Linked DNA regions of Homo sapiens: region 2 is linked to region 1. The links are chromatin loops, found by intact Hi-C in ENCODE. Cell type or tissue: PC-3. All regions are shown on one strand. Each heading gives the region's core, and the rest is flanking DNA. Links, peaks and the distances in the headings are about the cores only. Region 1 overlaps NRXN3 (neurexin 3). Region 2 overlaps NRXN3 (neurexin 3).

Region 1 (8,340 bases), core at 107-8,106:
CAATGTCTTATTCGGTTCTGTATCTTCAGCAGTAGCCCACAGCCTGGCACAGAGTATGTGCTCAAAGAGTATTGACTGACTGGTGAACAGAAGAGAGCATGAAAGTGGGGTGAGGACTCTAACAGAATGGGGAAGAGCCTACTAGATTCCCATTAAGAAGAAGGTTAATCCTATCCTGAAACACAATCCTAATGTGAGATTTTTTGGGGGCACCCCAGGTAAGTGTGGCCTTAGTCTCCCTAATTTACAAAGAATCCCAGCATCCTCTAGGCTGTCCTGGGATAAAGGCTTTAAGCAAATCTATAATATAACCAATTTTCTAAAGCTTGGAACCAAGCACAGGCAAAAGTGTAGGTAAAATATCAGCTATTTGGAGGATTTCTGTTTCTTCCATCTGTCTTAGCATGAATCTCTCTATAGGTCTGGATAGTAGAGAAAGGGGGTGGGAGCACCAACTGATGAACAGCAGCTTTGAGGACTTTGGCTTCTCAGGAAATGGGCAAGGGAAGAGCAAGTGTAGTTAAAAAAACAACAATCTCTTAAGTCCAAAGAAGATTCTTGGACTCAAGGCTCTAGTTTTCTTTCATACCAAAATCAAGGGCATTTACTTTTTCACAGACAACAGAGAGTGCTGCCTTTAACTCTGGAATAAGATTGGCAGTAAATCATCAATAACAACCATCAGTCTCTTGGTGCCATGCCTCCTACCACCTCCATCCAAAAATATTTTTTAAAACAATTGCTGTTAGCTAGGTCTTTGTCTTGGACTAGGAAAAAGCAAGTGTACACCAAGTAAGAATGAGAAGTGCATTAGCAAAGCTCTGTGGGGTCTTCTGGTCCTTTTAGTTAGAGACGCAAAGGGTCACAGCTTGGGTGCAGGATGGAAGCCAGAGGTAGGGATATTTTGTTGATTGCTGCTTCTCTTGATTTTATGCTCAAAAACACCAATTAAATATGCAAGGAGTCTACTTAATACAGATGCATTCACTCTCCAAGCCCCAAATCAATGAGTTGGGACTTCAGGATTGAAAGAGGATTCTGAAGAGCTGAATTCATGAGTTTTCTTATCTCAGCCATGCCAGACCCTGGATGGAGTTCACTGTACTCTACAGCTCTGGTGAGTCTGAGGGCCTTTTCTGGGGTCTCTAGCCATTTACTTACTTTCTTCTTATTTTCCATCACACTGAACCTTATCAGATGTAGGTTAATGAGAAACTAGACTGGGGACCAGTCAAAAAGATTTAAAGGAGACTGAGCAACCAATCGTTGAAGAAATAAACTAAATAAAGGGTCATGTTTAACCTGTGCAAGGCTCAACCCCTTTATGAGAGAGAGAGAGAGAGAGAGACTGACTCTGACTTAGGGACCCTAGGGAAGTACTGCTCTGCAAATTCCATCACTTACTAGTATCTGCTGTAACTGTTTACAACCCGAACAAAAGATATCAAGACCCTGCCACCCATAACCTGTAATGCATAATCTTCCTCTCCCTGCTGATCATTTACAGTAATTAGCAAAATTTAGCTAATCTCTGAGCATTTCCGTGTTTAATTATGGCTATTAGTAACAGTCTCTCTGGCTTCCCCTATCTCCCACTCCCTCTTTTTTTCCTGTCTTACCCGCTCCCCCCAGTCCCTCTCCCCCTTAGGAGCTAAGTTTCCATGTCAATGAAATTGCTTTTTTGGTGGTTGTGGCTCTTTTTTCTCCTAGGTTTGTTTGCTTCTTTCTTTTTTAAGGGAGCCAACACCAGACCCAGCAGGAGTCACAGAGAAAAGAGCCACCAGATCAAGATCAAGCAATCCCTTCTTTTCACCATCCCCCTCCACCAACCTTACAAGCTGTGAGCTGCTTGACAACTCCATCAAATAAAATTTAAAGACAGAGTCAAAAAGAGCCAGAGTATGTGCTGGCATTTTCTCAATGTGCTTCCACTTACACTACAGACAGCATAAAGCCAAAGCTCAGGGCTAGGAGGCAGCAGGAAGAATCAACTTTCCAAATAGGGTCTGGATGTTATCAGTCTTCAAAATACAAGGGCAGGAACCCCCTAGTATGGTTCACGCTCATGTTCCCTGGAGGGCTGTTCCTGCAAACATAAAGCTGCCAAAACCAACACAAATGGCCACGGGTTGTTAATTATATTTTCTGCCTTCTTATATTTGGCTACTTTTCCCTGACCATTACCACACAGGCTACTTTATAACAGTTCAATCAACTTCAGGCTGAAAACCTGATTCCTGTTGTCAGCTATTCCCACCCCACCCCCACTAGCTCCCAAGCAAGACCAGTCTCCATTTCTGTGTGTCCTACTCTCCTTACCATCAGAGTGGAGTGCATAGTAAACAAATTAAGAAGCTCCTTTCTTTAGAACAGTTTACCACAGCAAGCTCCTACCTTAGCTGCAGACATCGCCCTTTTAGAGGCAGCCGGCTAACAGCTGAGTATCATTTTCAGAGCCATAGATCTCTTCCCTCAATAGCCATGTAAGGAGGGTTGTTTGGAGTAAAACCCATCGTACCTGTATTGTGTGAACAAGCCCATCTCTGCTACCTAAAGATGAAATAACATTTGCATACACGGGGAATCCAAGTTACTGTCATTTACACTTGGGTAAATTATAAATGAACTTAGCCTTATCTTACATATTGCTTCCTTTCTGATAGCAATAGTAGATGTGTAGTTTTAGAGATAGCTGCTTTTTCCACTAGATATGTGGACAAACATAAAGCTGCCAAATTCAACACAAATGGCCACAGGTTGTTAATTATATTTTCTGCCTTCTTATGTTCGGCTACTTTTCCCTGACCATTACCACACAGGCTACTTTATAACAGTTCAATCAACTTCAGGCTGAAAACCTGATTCCTGTTGTCAGCTATTCCCACCCCACCCCCACTAGCTCCCAAGCAAGACCACAGCAAAGAAGGGTGAAAGCAAGGTGAATGAATATTTCTCCAAGTACAGCACTGGGACTCACCTGATAAGTTGCCTGTCTCCGTGGGGGTGGAGAGAGTAGAAGGTTGCAAAAGAGAGAGTGTGGTGTCTGTGCAGCTATGAATGAGGGAGCTAAGGGGAAAAGAACCCTTTAGAGAAAAGTGGAGATGGTTGTCGGAGGCTAGGGGCAGAAAACACTAACCTTTATGAGAAAGTAGAAATTTGCTTCCCTCATGGACATACGATGCTTTTCATCATTTTAAATTCATTTTTTTTAAATTCCCTTCCCACCTTTGACACTACCTGCAAGGCTAGTGGGTTAGCGAATTGCTATGCCCCATTAAAAGGATAAAGAGCAGAGAGACCTACCGTGTCCTCCTCGAAGGGAAACAGGGGAACGATAGATAGAAATAGGCACTGAGTGATGCTTGCTGCCATGGAAATGGTGCTCGTGCTGAGAGTGAGACCCCGGCGAGGAAGAGGTGGAGGAGGAGGAAGCTACATTAGAAGAACTCCATACAGAGCTGACGATACATCCCCAGAACAGGAACCAGATCCCAAGCGTCCAGGCCGGCCGGCGAGGAGGGCTCCGTCTCGCGTGGATTCTCAGGTGCATGGTCAACGCACGGGACCACTACAGATGGGCAGTTTGAATTCCAGCCAGTGAGGAGTAATGAAGTTCATGATGCCCAAGGGCCCATCATAGCAGGAGGAAGAGTTGCCAGAATTCGGGGAAGAGGGAAGCAATATGCGCTTTCCAAACAATGAATCAGTTAAAAAATTACTACTTAAAGAAAGAAAAAAAAAAGATAAAAGGCAAAAAGCCCCTTCTCTTTCCCGGAGCTGAAATTTAGAATGCCAGGGTCCTCCCAGGTATAGCAAACCTCCTACGGAGCCCCGGCATGCCACGCATGTCAGGGGAAGACCGGCGCGGCTTCCTCCGGATCTCTAGGCACTTCGAGTCTGATGACTTAACCGCACACTCCCGGGAGCCACACAGAGGAAAGGTGGCAATGAAGGAAGAGAAGGAGGCAGCCCGAACCCAAGTGGGTTCAGGTGAGTTTATCCCAACATCCAAGGAGTTTGAACATTTTTATTTTCCTGTTTCCACTTCCATGAGATGCAATGCAGAACTGCCAGGCAAAAGGGGGCTGCAGGTGGAAGAGTTCTTCGGGTGTTCCTGGGAGTCTCCGCGGAAGGGCGCGAGGCTTTTAACCCTGGGCGTGCTGGACTAGCGCCACGGAGCAGCCGCCGGCTTCCTGGGTTTCCCAACTGGATGAAAACCAGCAGCAGCAGCAGCCACCGCAGCCAGAGGAAGAGAATAAGAAGGACTGGAGGGAAAGAGGAGAGGAGGAGGAACCCGGTGCGGAGCAGCCACCCAAACCAACGTGGCACGGGGTGGAGGGAGGTGGGTGGGCGAAATCAGCGAGAGCGCAAGAGGAGGTGCCTGGCAGGCTGCAGAGGTGGCCGAGAGGCGGGCGGGCGCCTGCGAAGTGCGCGGACCAGGGAGGCACAGGTGAAGTGAAGCGAGGAGTTGGGGAGCCAAATTCACAAATGGGCAAGTCATATGCAAATAGCGCACTCCCGAGAGCAAATCAGTGCAGCCCCAGCGCTCTGCCGAGGGACTGGCTGGCTCCGGAGGAAGGAGGGGCCAGAGCGACCCGGAATCCCGGCCCTTCCCATTCAAGCACAGGCTCGTATACACCCGCGCGAGCCTCCAGCACACGCCGCCCGCCCTCCTCTCGCTCGCGCGGCTCCCGCCCCGCCGTGTGTGCGCGCGTGTGTGACACCGACAGACCGACACTGCGCCTTCTTTATCACCCGTGCCCTGCTCTTCTCCCAGGCGCGTGAAACCAAACTCCAGCCATGAAGGCACCTTCTCACAATTTCGGAGGAAAAGTAAGGGCGGCGGCTAAGGCCGAAGTAGCTCCAAATAGAAATAAAAATAAACCCCTTGAGGCAGCGCGAGCGCTGGAGCTGCTGCACGCGGTGGTGCCGCACGCGCGCTCCTCCCTGCCTGGCGGTGGCTTGGGCGACCACTCTCCAGGCGCGTGTGTCTCCCGGGGTTAAAATGCCCAGGGCCCCTCCCGCAGGGCGAATGATGGGAATCTGAGTCCGGACTCCCAAAAGTGAAGGTGGAGCGGTGGCCTGGGGACTCCAAAGGGTGAAGGGCTCCGTGATTGGCAGTCCTTCCAGAAGGTGGCTGCCACCCCCGGTGGTGGATAGGACACTGTTGGGATTCAAAATCCAGAGGTTATCGTCCGCGCCTGTAGTCCTGATCAAAAAACTTCAGAAGGGGAGAGGGCCAAGTCGGCTGGCTCAAAGAGAAGTGACTGGCGCCTGTCCGGAACTGGCTGCAGAAGGGCTGCCCCAGGTGGGTGAAGTCCCCTGGGCGCTGGGCATCAAAGACAGCACGGTGTTTACCTCACGACTGAACACGCAGGGGAGAGCCAGAATGGCAGCACCTGTCCTCTGTCGTGGCCATCTGTGACTCCAGGAGGGGACTGACCCAAGGCTCTGCCAGGACACGGTAACACTGTGGACTAGGCGGCATCCACCCCTCCAGTATGTCTCATGCGCAGGAAGGACAAACCCAACAGGCTGCCCTCTCAGGCCAGGTTGTTGTCCACACAGGTCTTGCTAGCTTTGACTCCCTCCTACCATTCACCTTGGGTAAAAAGCCCATTACATTTGCAGGGAGGAAGGGGAGGTGAGTGAACAATACTTGCTGGTTAAAACATATATATGTTGTATTTAGGAGGCTTTTTTAAAAGGAGCTTATAGCACCTATTATATACTCCACTCTCATTTCAAACCCCCTGAGGATAAAGAACAGGGATTAAGACAGCCCTATTCATCCTTGAGACACCCCAAGGAGGTGTTGAGGAAACAGCATTATGTCTCTCTAACAAAAAGACCAAACCTACAGGTGATTTGCCTTCAAGGTCATACATCAAGTCCATTTCAGAATTTATGGCAGTGAACTGGTATTCTGGTTCTGAAATTGGTGTCCTCCAAAAGCTTCAAGCTGCCCGTAGTAAATGATGCACACAGTCACCCTAACTGCCCTGGCTCTCATTTGTAAGGGTGGTCCAGGATCCACAGCCCCCCAGGAAATGGCCCTCTGACAAGGTCTTGCATACTTTTGGGTGTGCCCCCACGCAGTGTCTTAAACCAGCAGCATGCTCTCAGGGACACCACAGCAAGGGGAAGGGGTGGTTTATGGACATTCCATTGAAACCTCAGTTTCCTCCTCTGTAAAATGAGGAATATGCCTCCCTCTCGAGGTTGTTGGGGGTTTAAAATGAGAAAATATACAGTATCTGGTAGAGCACCTGACAAACAGTGGCAATATTCTTTGTCCACTAGAAAAATAAGCTGAAGCTCTAAAAAGGTGAAGAACAGGTTAAGTACATGGTTAGGGTCTTATGCTATTATTGCTAGAAAAGCCAGAAAAAATTCTTAATATCCTAAATATCCATGATAATTTCCACTCAATTCAACCACTCCTTGATTTAGTCCCCAGGTGGATTTCCACTGCACTTTTGGCCTTAAGGCGGCCTAGATGACTCTGCTTAACTCTAATGCTTCAGCTCCATCTCCTGCCAGATGCCCCATTCCTCCCTACTCTCTAGTTCCCCAGGTCTTTCTGCTTTGATCGTGGGAAGTTTTTTCTCATCCCAAGGCCTTTATAGCATTGTTGGCCCCTTCTGTCTGGAAGGCTTTTCCCCAAGATTTTCATGTGATGGGTGCATTTCAAATGTCACCTCCTCAGAGACCCTCTCTGGTCCTCATTTAAAGTTGACCACCACCCCTGGAAGGCATCCCCTCCCATTACCTTGTTTTATTTCCTTGACAGCACTCTCCAGTGTCTGAAATTATTTTATCTGTATACTTGTTCATAGTTTATCTCCTTAAAATGGTTATAAGCTCTCTGAGGGCTGAGTCTTCATTTTCTCCTGTTTTCTGTGTGTGTGAAAAAATAGGTAGCACATCATACGGGCTCAGTAAATACTGGCTGAATGAACGAACTCAGTGAATCAATTGCCAATCTCATACTCACATTTTCCTTATGCCATTAATTTTGCTGATGCGTTTGTCTGGCTTTAGCAGTGTGAATCCTCAAAGACAAGCTTTTCCAGAGTTGATAAACTGACCACCTACCCACTTACTGTTTTTCTTTTTTTTTTTTTTTTTTAATTGGCATTGAGCATTGGAGACTGCTTTGACTTCATTCTGAGGATGTGTGGGAAGCTTAGATGGACCTTCCAATTAATTCTCTGCTAGGCAATAAAGAGAAAATAAATCCTTAATGCAGTACAAAATCTGGAAATGCTGCTGGTGCATCACAGCTGGAACTATTCATTTCACTTGTCATACTTATAATTTATTTATTTACTTTTTGCAAAATGTCAAAAGAAGTCACCGTGAATTTTGGTAAGGCTGATTCCATTTGGGAACACAGTTAAATACTGAGAAGACTCTTCAGAGGACAAATGTAAGACAGGTCTATTTTACTTCTTCCACTACAAAGAGACAACCCCCAATTATCCTAATAAAATGAATGTCCCTCTCCAATTTACCCCACTGTTAATTTTTTCATGTGTTTCTTATCCCTCCTGCCCCTCCCTCTAGTTAACACATTCCTATTTCGACTTCTTTTCTGGATCCTGTTCTTTTTAGGTCTTTTAGAGCCTATATTAGTCTAACACATTAAATACATTTTTAAAGATTTTTAGCTCCAGTGATACTTTCTAAATACTGCCTGTAGCTAGAGTTCCAGCTGAAGGATTTGTCATCCCTTGTCCTACCATCAAAAGCTCTCCTCTTCCTCTTGAGTTGGCTTTTCTAGTGGGTCCCTTGAGTGATAACACTTGGGAATCAAGTGTATAGCTACAGGATGAAAATGAGAGTCCACTTTTAAGATAGAAAAGAAGAGAAATAGATTTAGAAACACTATGCTCACCCAGATTTCAAGTTGAAAAATATAAATAATTTCACAGGAACAACCACGCTTAGCTCCACTTGAATAAACCCCCCACGGAATCCTAACCATACTCTTTGGATCCTGAAATTTCTAAATGGAATACAATTTTAAAAAACCCCTATATTACTTCAGGCTTTAGAACTGGTATTATAAACCTTCTCCTCTTGCTTTTTAAATGTCCCCCCCCCCATCCTCACCCTGCAAGAGAATGTCCCAGGGTAAGGTGTGAGCATCTTTACCCATCAGACCCTTTATCTTGTTTTGGTCTGTGCCTCGGCTATGTGATAGTCTGGAGATTCTTTGGCTTCTGAAATAAGCCTTGTGATTGTATTTAAATGTGTCAGGCATCAGGAATCTAATGCAAAGTTGCTCTGTCCATCTGCTTGTTTTCTACAGTACTGTACATTTTATCTCTGCAC
Region 2 (8,340 bases), core at 332-8,331, 130 kb before region 1:
TAGTCTTGGTTTAACTCATGAGCAGACTTTTCCCTCTTATTAGTAAAACAGTTGTAAACCTGTTTTGTTTGGTTCCCTTTTATCTTTTTTCTTCTTCTTTTTTTTTTTCCATATATTCTCTACGCTTCTGTTGAGTGCTCCAAACCTACCTTTGTTAATAAAGTCTCCACTCATACAGAAGCTAGAACTAGGCAAAAAAATAAGGCTTCTAATCAAAAGCCCTGTCTGGCATATCATCTCAGAGAGCTGGAAGTATGTGTTTTTGAGCATGGGGATTGAACTTTTTCAATCCCTATTGCATAAACATAGAAATACGCTGATGGTAAAATGAAATACTGTATGTCTCTAAATTTTGAGCTATTTTCATCAGTTTCAATCGATTTATTGTAGTATTTATCAGCAAAAACTAAAATTACATGGGGTGATTAACGAAAGCATCATTATTGTAGTAGTGCCCAGCCCCAGGATATTACTGCTATGAAGGGCTTCTTCACAGATGGGTTCCACTGGAAAATAAATAAATTGTCAAAGAAGCATCTAGAAGCCATGGTAGCAGCAGCAGCAGTTCAGGAGGCAGCTACAGCAGTAAAAGCAGCAATAGGAGAAATATAAGCAATAATTGTGCCAAATTCTCTAGCATTTTGATGGGATTTTTCACCTCTGTAATAACCAGGTTCTTAAAGCAAGAAGTGAGAAAAATGAATAAACATCTTAAGAGTACAATGAAGCAAATGGAAGAAATATGTGGCAGGTTTAATTAATAAAAACTTAATGTTCACATTTATAATAAAGATGCAACAATGATAACATCATTATAATAGTTAAAATAGCTCCTGATAACTTAGTCCTTATGATGTGCTAAGATAGGGCCACAGGTGCTTCTTGCATATCATACCTATTCCTGGCCTATGAAATAGATAATAATCATCTCCATCATACACACGAGGAAACCAAGTTACAGAGAAGCGAAGAATCTTGTTCCAAGAGATGCATCTAGTAAGTAGAACTATCATAAATAGTTTCCAGATCTTTCTCACTCCAAGGCTATGTTTGTAAGTTCTATTCTCTACTGCCTTCCACTACAGACTGAGCAGGAAATATTATAGAAATATTCTTTGGTGTCCAAAGTTGTTATCCATACTTTTTTCTAATTTGTTTTCTTCTAAAAAATGGCTAACCATATTTCTGGTTGATGACCTTTCAACTGAATACTGACCATTCAATTGCCAACCAAGGACTGCCATGTAATGTTATCTTTGAGTTTGTGCTTGCAATCACACTGACAAGAATTACTACTTTCATTAATGAAATCTGCATAGAAGAAAAGTGGGCTGACTATAGACATATATTAGATTTATTTGCAGAAAGAGAGGGCTGAATGACAGTCTAAGCTGTGTGGATGAAGGTTTTGCATGGGTTCAAACAGAGACAAATAATAACAGAACTGAGAAATCACAAGGCATACAGCAGTAAAATGTGCCAAATTCTAAAGAACCTAAAATATAGCAATTGTGTTGTATTTATGTTGCAAGTAGAGCTTTATTCTCAGGAAAATGTCATCTGCCACGTTAATGTTCTTCATTTACATGGTATTGTTTGCATTTGATTTGTAAAATTTCAATAACTTTCTGGTCATACAAGAACTATGAGATAGCTTTCTGTTTGTACATATTTAGAAAATGTTACAATATTTTAAATCAATTGTGAGGATGAATGAGAACATTTATTTACCCTTAAAAAGAGTTCTCAGTTTGTGCATAGTTAGGGCAAATTGTCATAAGAATGAACGGGACAGTGAAAAGCTGATCAACCACATTAGATAATCTTTGTTGACCAGGCAGCAAAAGAGAAGGTTGCCAGGAGGTTTAAAAGAAAAGAATAAAAAGATTCTGTGACTCCTTGCAATATATACCCTTGCCCTGTGTTGGGTACATCAGGATTGCCTTTGGAATCATTAAAAAATACAGACATTTGGTTTCGCTTCAGATTTAATCTTGGGTCTAAAACCCAGGCACACTTTATTTTAAGCTTCATAATGATTCTGATATGCTGCCTCCTCTACCCAATTAATCACTGCAAGCCAAAGGAATAAGAAGTGAAGACATTTCTTAGAACAGTGTTCACAACCTTTAACATGTATATGAGTCACCAAGAAATCTGTTAAATGCAGATTCCAATTCAGTATATCAGGCATGAGTTCTCTGGTTCTGCATTTGTAATAAGTTCCTAGATGGTTCAGGGACCATGCTTTGAGTAGCAGTATCTTTGGGGATAGGGTGATTGGCCACTTCAAGATAGATTGAAACAGGATACATCAGTTAAGACATAGGCTCAATGCTACATTTCTTAAACATGGCGATTGTTACATGAATGTACAGATATGACAACAGGTCATAGAGTGACAGGCATGGGTGTATAGAGGCATACACACACTAGTGCATACATGAATGCATTAAGAAAATAACTTTATATGATCCAGCAATCCCTCTTTTGAGTAACAGTTATCCTTCAGTATCCACAGGGGTTGGTTTCAGGACCTCCCACAGACACAAAAATCTTCAGATGTTCAAGACCCTCCCATGAAATGACATCAGATTTGCATAAAACCTAAGCATATCTTTCCATATACTTTAAATCATCTTTAAGATACTTAAGTTCCTAATACAATGTAAATGCTAAGTAAATAGTTGTTACACTGTATCGTTTAGGGAATAATGACAAGAAAAAAACTGTACATGTTTAGTACAGACACATTTTTTTCAAATATTTTTGATCCACAGTTGGTTGAATTCATAAATGTAAAATCCATGGATATGGAGGACCAATTATGTATCCAAAAAATGTGAAATCAGTACCTTGAATAGATATCTGCACTCTTACATTCATTGCAGCATTATTCACAAAAGCCAAGACATTATATCAACCTGAGTGTCCGTGCAGATGAATGGACAAAGAAAATGTGTGAGAGAGATATGTATGCATGTATAAACACACATATATATAGAAATATTATTCATCCTGTGACAAAGAAGGGTATTCTGATATTTGCAAAAACATGGATAAACCTAGAGGACATTATGCAGAGTAAAATAATCTAGAAACAGAAATACAAATACTGCATGATCTCACTTATATATTGAATCTAAAAAAGTTGAATGTATAGAAACAGAGAGTAGAAGTGTGGTTACCAGGGGTCAGGAAATAGGGGAAATGGGGAGGTGTGGGTCAAATAGTACAAACTTAGGTTATAAGATGAATACATTCTGGAGACCTAATATAGAGTATGGAGACTACAGTTAATGATAATGTATTGTATACTTAAAATGTGCTAAGAGTGAACCTGAAATATTCTTAACACACACAAACACACACACACGGTAGCTATGTGAGGTGATGGATATGTTAATTAGCTTGATTGTGGTAATCATTTTACAATGTATATATACATCAAACATTATGTTGTACTCCCTGAATACATATGATATTATTCGTCAATTATATCTCAGTAAAGTTGGGGATGGGGAAAGAAATACTCTCTACATTTTTTGCTACGATTGCTTTAACTTCTTTACTGTGGGAGAAAGAACAGTTGAGGGTTTAGATCAGAATTCAAAATTTGAAATTATAAAATTTATCTCAAAGGTGGGACTAAAAGAACTAATCCCTAAAAGGAAGAGAAAACAAAATTCTAAGGAAACAAAAAAAGACACCCTATTTGACCTGAGTCAAACTTTTCATAAGAAAAGGGAGAGCTGAACAGTATCAGCGCCCAGATGGCATAATGTTAGGATGATTGAGTCATCAAGTTATAGGATGCTGACCTGCTTTACTGTCTATAACCCTGCCTAACATATGGTCCTATTCTGCATTTCTTACTCAAACATCAATCCTCTGATCTCCAAGGACAGCATGCAAGAGAGAAAACAAACAGGATCAATGACCCCCTGCCGCCCCCACTCCCCCGCAGAATGGTGAGTCTAAAATCTGGATTTTCTTATCCAGGTTATTTCAAAAAATACATGAAAGCTCTTGATTGAAATACATTTGGGGCACATTCCAGCTATGTTAATATCAGAGCAGAGAATAATATCACAGGTTTTGCAGGCCATGCACTGCCTGTAGCAATGACTCAATTCTGCCATTGTGGCACAAAAAGAGCCATAAGCTTTTTTTTTTTTTTTTTTTTTTGAGAACCACATGGTTCCTGGGTCAGCTTGCACTCACAGTTCATGACAGGCTTAACTCTCATGATTTGAATTCAAGATTAGAAAGTCCCAGTTCTGGCATGATCACTCCAACAAAACCAAAAAGAGTCGCATGTTTCATTCCTATGACTTATTAATATTTGTTTACTGATAAGATAGATATAAGAGGAGGGAAGTTATGAGTCGATTTTTGAACACCTGCAGGTCAAGATCTGTTGTACCCTCTATGTAAAAGTGCCTGTATCCTTGGGGAAGGAGGAGCAGTCTGTACCATAGCAGGCCAACCTCAGTAGCAGTGCATAATCTGGTCTTGGATCTAGTTTTAGGGGGCTCTGGGTCCAGAAGTCTTGTAGTCCATCTCACTGTGGAACTCTTATCATGTACATTTACAGCACCAACATTGGTATGAAGCAACAGTGAATCCAAAACTGCGTAATGGCAGCAACAGCCCCAGGCAAAGAAGTCATATCATCCCAGATCCAATAAAGAATACAACCAAACAGCACAGATGGAAGGAGGAGGTGCTTCTAAAACCATGTAATTTACTTGTGCAGCCTCCAACACTGGCTTAAGCATTATCATCCAACAACAATGAAAATAACTTCTCAGATTTACAGAGAGGTGACTTCCAGATCTTCCTAAGGAGGTGCAAAGATTTGATAGAGAGAAGCACAGTAGAAAGTAAGCCAAACAAAGACGAGTGGGAAGTAATGATGGCAGAGGTGATGTGATAAATAAATAATCCCAAAAGCAGTAACTCCAATGATCGTGCTTACTTTGCCAAATTCAAGGAAGTAGAGTCAGGTTAAGTGTCTATTGGGACATTATATGAAGGGCAAGGACAGTCAAATCAATTTGATGACTCACAAAGTAATCAGACTAATTTTAGCATCTTTCAATATTTGATTTGCTGGGCCCTACTAGTGCTTAAATTAAAACACAACTTCAACTGGAGGCCTTTTGGTTTGAATAGTCAACTTGCTATGCATTTTATTGGTATTAGCCCCTTCTTATTTTAACTAATGAAAATGTCCTTGCAGCAGAAACTTGATCTCAGCCTTTTTTTTTTTTTTTTTTTTTTTTTGAGACAGAGTCTTGCTCTGTCACCCAGGCTGGAGTGCAGTGGTGTGATCTCGGCTCATTACAACCTCCGCCACCTGGGTTCAAGCGATTCTATTGCCTTAGCCTCCCTAGTAGCTGGGATTGGGATTACAGGTCACCACCCCTGGCTACTTTTTTGTATTTTTTTTTTAGTAGATGGGGTTTCATCATGTTGGCCAGGCTGGTCTCAAACTCCTGAACTCAAATGATCCACCCACCTCAGCCTCCCAAAGTGCTGGGATTACAGGCGTGAGCCACTGAGCCAGCTGATCCTAGCTTTTTAATTCACTTGCACTCTCAAAATCCCTTTTGCCCCTAGATCTCAGAATCTTTCTATCCCTTCCTCTAGTGCCTATGACAAACATAGCTTCTTTGACCATAGCATTCTTTAAAACTAAGCATAGATAGAGCCTCAAATTCTTTGTAGCCTAGTGAAAGGGCCCCCACTAATCCATAAGTATTTGTAAATAAAACCTACTTATTTTGTAAGATCTGGTATCTCCCCTCTTATGCCTCCTTATTTTTTGGTGAAGATATTTAGGCACACATAAATTCAACGATTTTTCTAACGTCAAGGAGCAAGCAAATGTCAGAGCCAGGACCATATATACTTGGTGCCCTGATTTCCATTCCAGCACTTTTTACATTTCACTCTCCTGCTTCTGTAAAGACCATGATACTCAGGGACATGTAGATTAACCACCATCACCATAAGGAGACTGGCCAGGATCCCATGTCAATTATACTACTCCCTACAGTGGCAGAGGTATGTCTGAGTCACAGATAAAATCAATCACATGCCATTTGATGTTAACATGGCACCTTGTACATACCCTGTGTATTTCTCAGTTCACATCACAATGCACTCAGAAAAATCCGTTTATCTGTCATTCCTAAATAGACTATGAGCTTCTTAAAGCCTGGGACTGTATCTTAGTCACATCTATATCTCTAGCATCCACTATACGGTCTAGAATATATTTGACATTTACTTATAATTGTTTACTTGTTGAATAAATATGTCAATAAATGAATGAATGACAGATAAATGAGAAAAGCACTAGACTTACACCAATTGTTCTGGATTCTAATTATGACTCTACTACATACCATTTGACTCATTTGGAGCAAACTACTGTAAAATCAAAGTAGCAGTATAACATGGTTGTTTAAAAAGTTCTTTGTGTACTATAAAGGGCATGTAGAGTCATAATTATTACTCATTTCCTTATTCAAGTCGTGTTCAGTGACAAGCATATCTCTAGCTTAAAACAGGAGTCAAAAATTCAAATGCTAGACAGGCTATACAATGTGACAAGATGTAAGAGATATAAAAGCAAAAATACAATGATAAATAGAAACACTACATGTAGGATGATTGCAGGGTTGGGGGTGGCAAGGACTGTGAGGACTTAGACAGCACATGATTCAACAAAATAGGGCAGTTTGGCTAGTTGTCCCTGGTATTATTACAAACTTAGTGTTGCCAGATTTTCTAATTTCTCAAGAAAACCTAGAAAACTAGATCTTGGTAATACCCCTCCATTAAATATTGAACAACATTGTACCAGCCATCTTGAGTTTATAAGCCACATGCTTGCAAACTCTGACATAGAAGTTGGAATACAATCATGATCAAGATTGTGAACAGGACCCACACAGTAACCACTTGGACAAAATTACCTTATGCAAAACCTACTAGTGGTGCACAGAAAAAGAGAATGAACTATGGGGTTAGAGAACCATGCCACTTAATAGATGGGTAGCCCTGAGTAAATGCACTTAATTGAGTCTGACGAGTCATATTTCCCTACATCTTCCCCCCCAAAACTGTAAATTGTACCCTGAAGACTCAAAATAGCTATTAAATGAAATAATGTGTTAAATCTTGGCTCTAGTGGTGATCAAATTTTGTGGCGAGCTTCAAAACATAAGATTGTATCAGCATTACCTAGGACAGTGGTTGAGACTCAACAAAGGATTGATAAATGAGTCATTACATAAAATGAGTGAATGAATTAATGAGCATCTTGAACAGTGTGCCCCTTCTAATCGGCAATGAATAAACTTTGCATTGTTACTGGGACATAAAGGCTATTTAGTTTCCACTTCACAAATGGCAAAAGTAAGGCACAGAGAAGTTAAGTAATTTGCTCAAGGTCACATAACTAGTGGAGCAAGAATTCAAACCAAGAGCTTATAACTTTAATTATTACTTGATATTGTCCTTCTGGATATTTTGGCCATTCCTGGAAAAGAAAAAGCTTTAAGTTCTCTAGTAGATCTGAAAAAAAAAAAACCTTCTGGGAATAGTTATTGACAATATAAATTAATAAATTAATTAGATAACTACATTTTAAACGAACACACGAAAGAAGCCCCTATAAATAATACATTGATGATTCAGTTCTTCATGGAGTTTGGGGTAGTTTGGTGCCAGAAAGAACTCAACAAATTAGTGTTAAAACAACATTAAGAGGCTTGAGGGTCTAATTAATGAGAAGGTAAAATAAATGAATCTGTGTGGTTGATCTAGGCCAAGAGTATGCACGTGTGTGTGTGCGTGTGTGTGTGTCTCAAATAAGCATTATATTTTACGGTAATGAGGAAGACATGAAAATTACAGACAGATTATATTGAATGTATTTTTTCTTCAGCCACTTGGAGTATAATAATCAAATAAGGGGCAAATGGAAGCCAAAAAAAAACCTTAACTAGAACTGAGAGAAATCTGAAGAAAGTATAAATATGGCCATTTTGTAGAGTTAAAATTTATGATAAATATATAATTTATTCCTTTTACCCAAAGACAAAACAAGAAGGAGTGGGACGAGAGAAGTTCTGTGGTTGTAATTAATAAAAAAGTAAAGAAAATGTCCATGCTTAATATGAGAACCTTGTGATTTCAAAATGTCAAAAACTAAGGATGCAGTAAGTGGGCCATTGTAGTAAGAAAGCAGAGTTAGGACCAGTGAACAACAAAGGGCTGGAGAATGGGCAATGGGGGAGAAGGTATGGAGAATTGGCATGAATA

The links. Peaks named below come from ENCODE experiments on the same cell type or tissue, not always from the same donor. Only the 100,000 strongest peaks of a DNase experiment are listed, where the experiment ranks them.
Region 2: it touches region 1 in a loop (6-fold over the local background); 3 of 110 quality-filtered maps call a loop at or near these places.

What each region holds. Positions count from the first base shown.
Region 1 is chr14:79,275,502-79,283,841 of GRCh38, reverse strand. The region is part of intron 15 of NRXN3 (neurexin 3); the gene reads right to left. Among named protein-coding and RNA genes, the nearest start is that of NRXN3-AS1, 200 kb to the right of the region's middle. In PC-3, for the core only: no CTCF peak of the experiment used is centred there; a DNase peak (open chromatin) is centred at 4,521; H3K4me3 peaks cover 4,138 bases; H3K27ac peaks cover 502 bases.
Region 2 is chr14:79,409,732-79,418,071 of GRCh38, reverse strand. The region is part of intron 15 of NRXN3 (neurexin 3); the gene reads right to left. Among named protein-coding and RNA genes, the nearest start is that of NRXN3-AS3, 220 kb to the left of the region's middle. In PC-3, for the core only: no CTCF peak of the experiment used is centred there; no DNase peak of the experiment used is centred there; H3K27ac peaks cover 2,801 bases.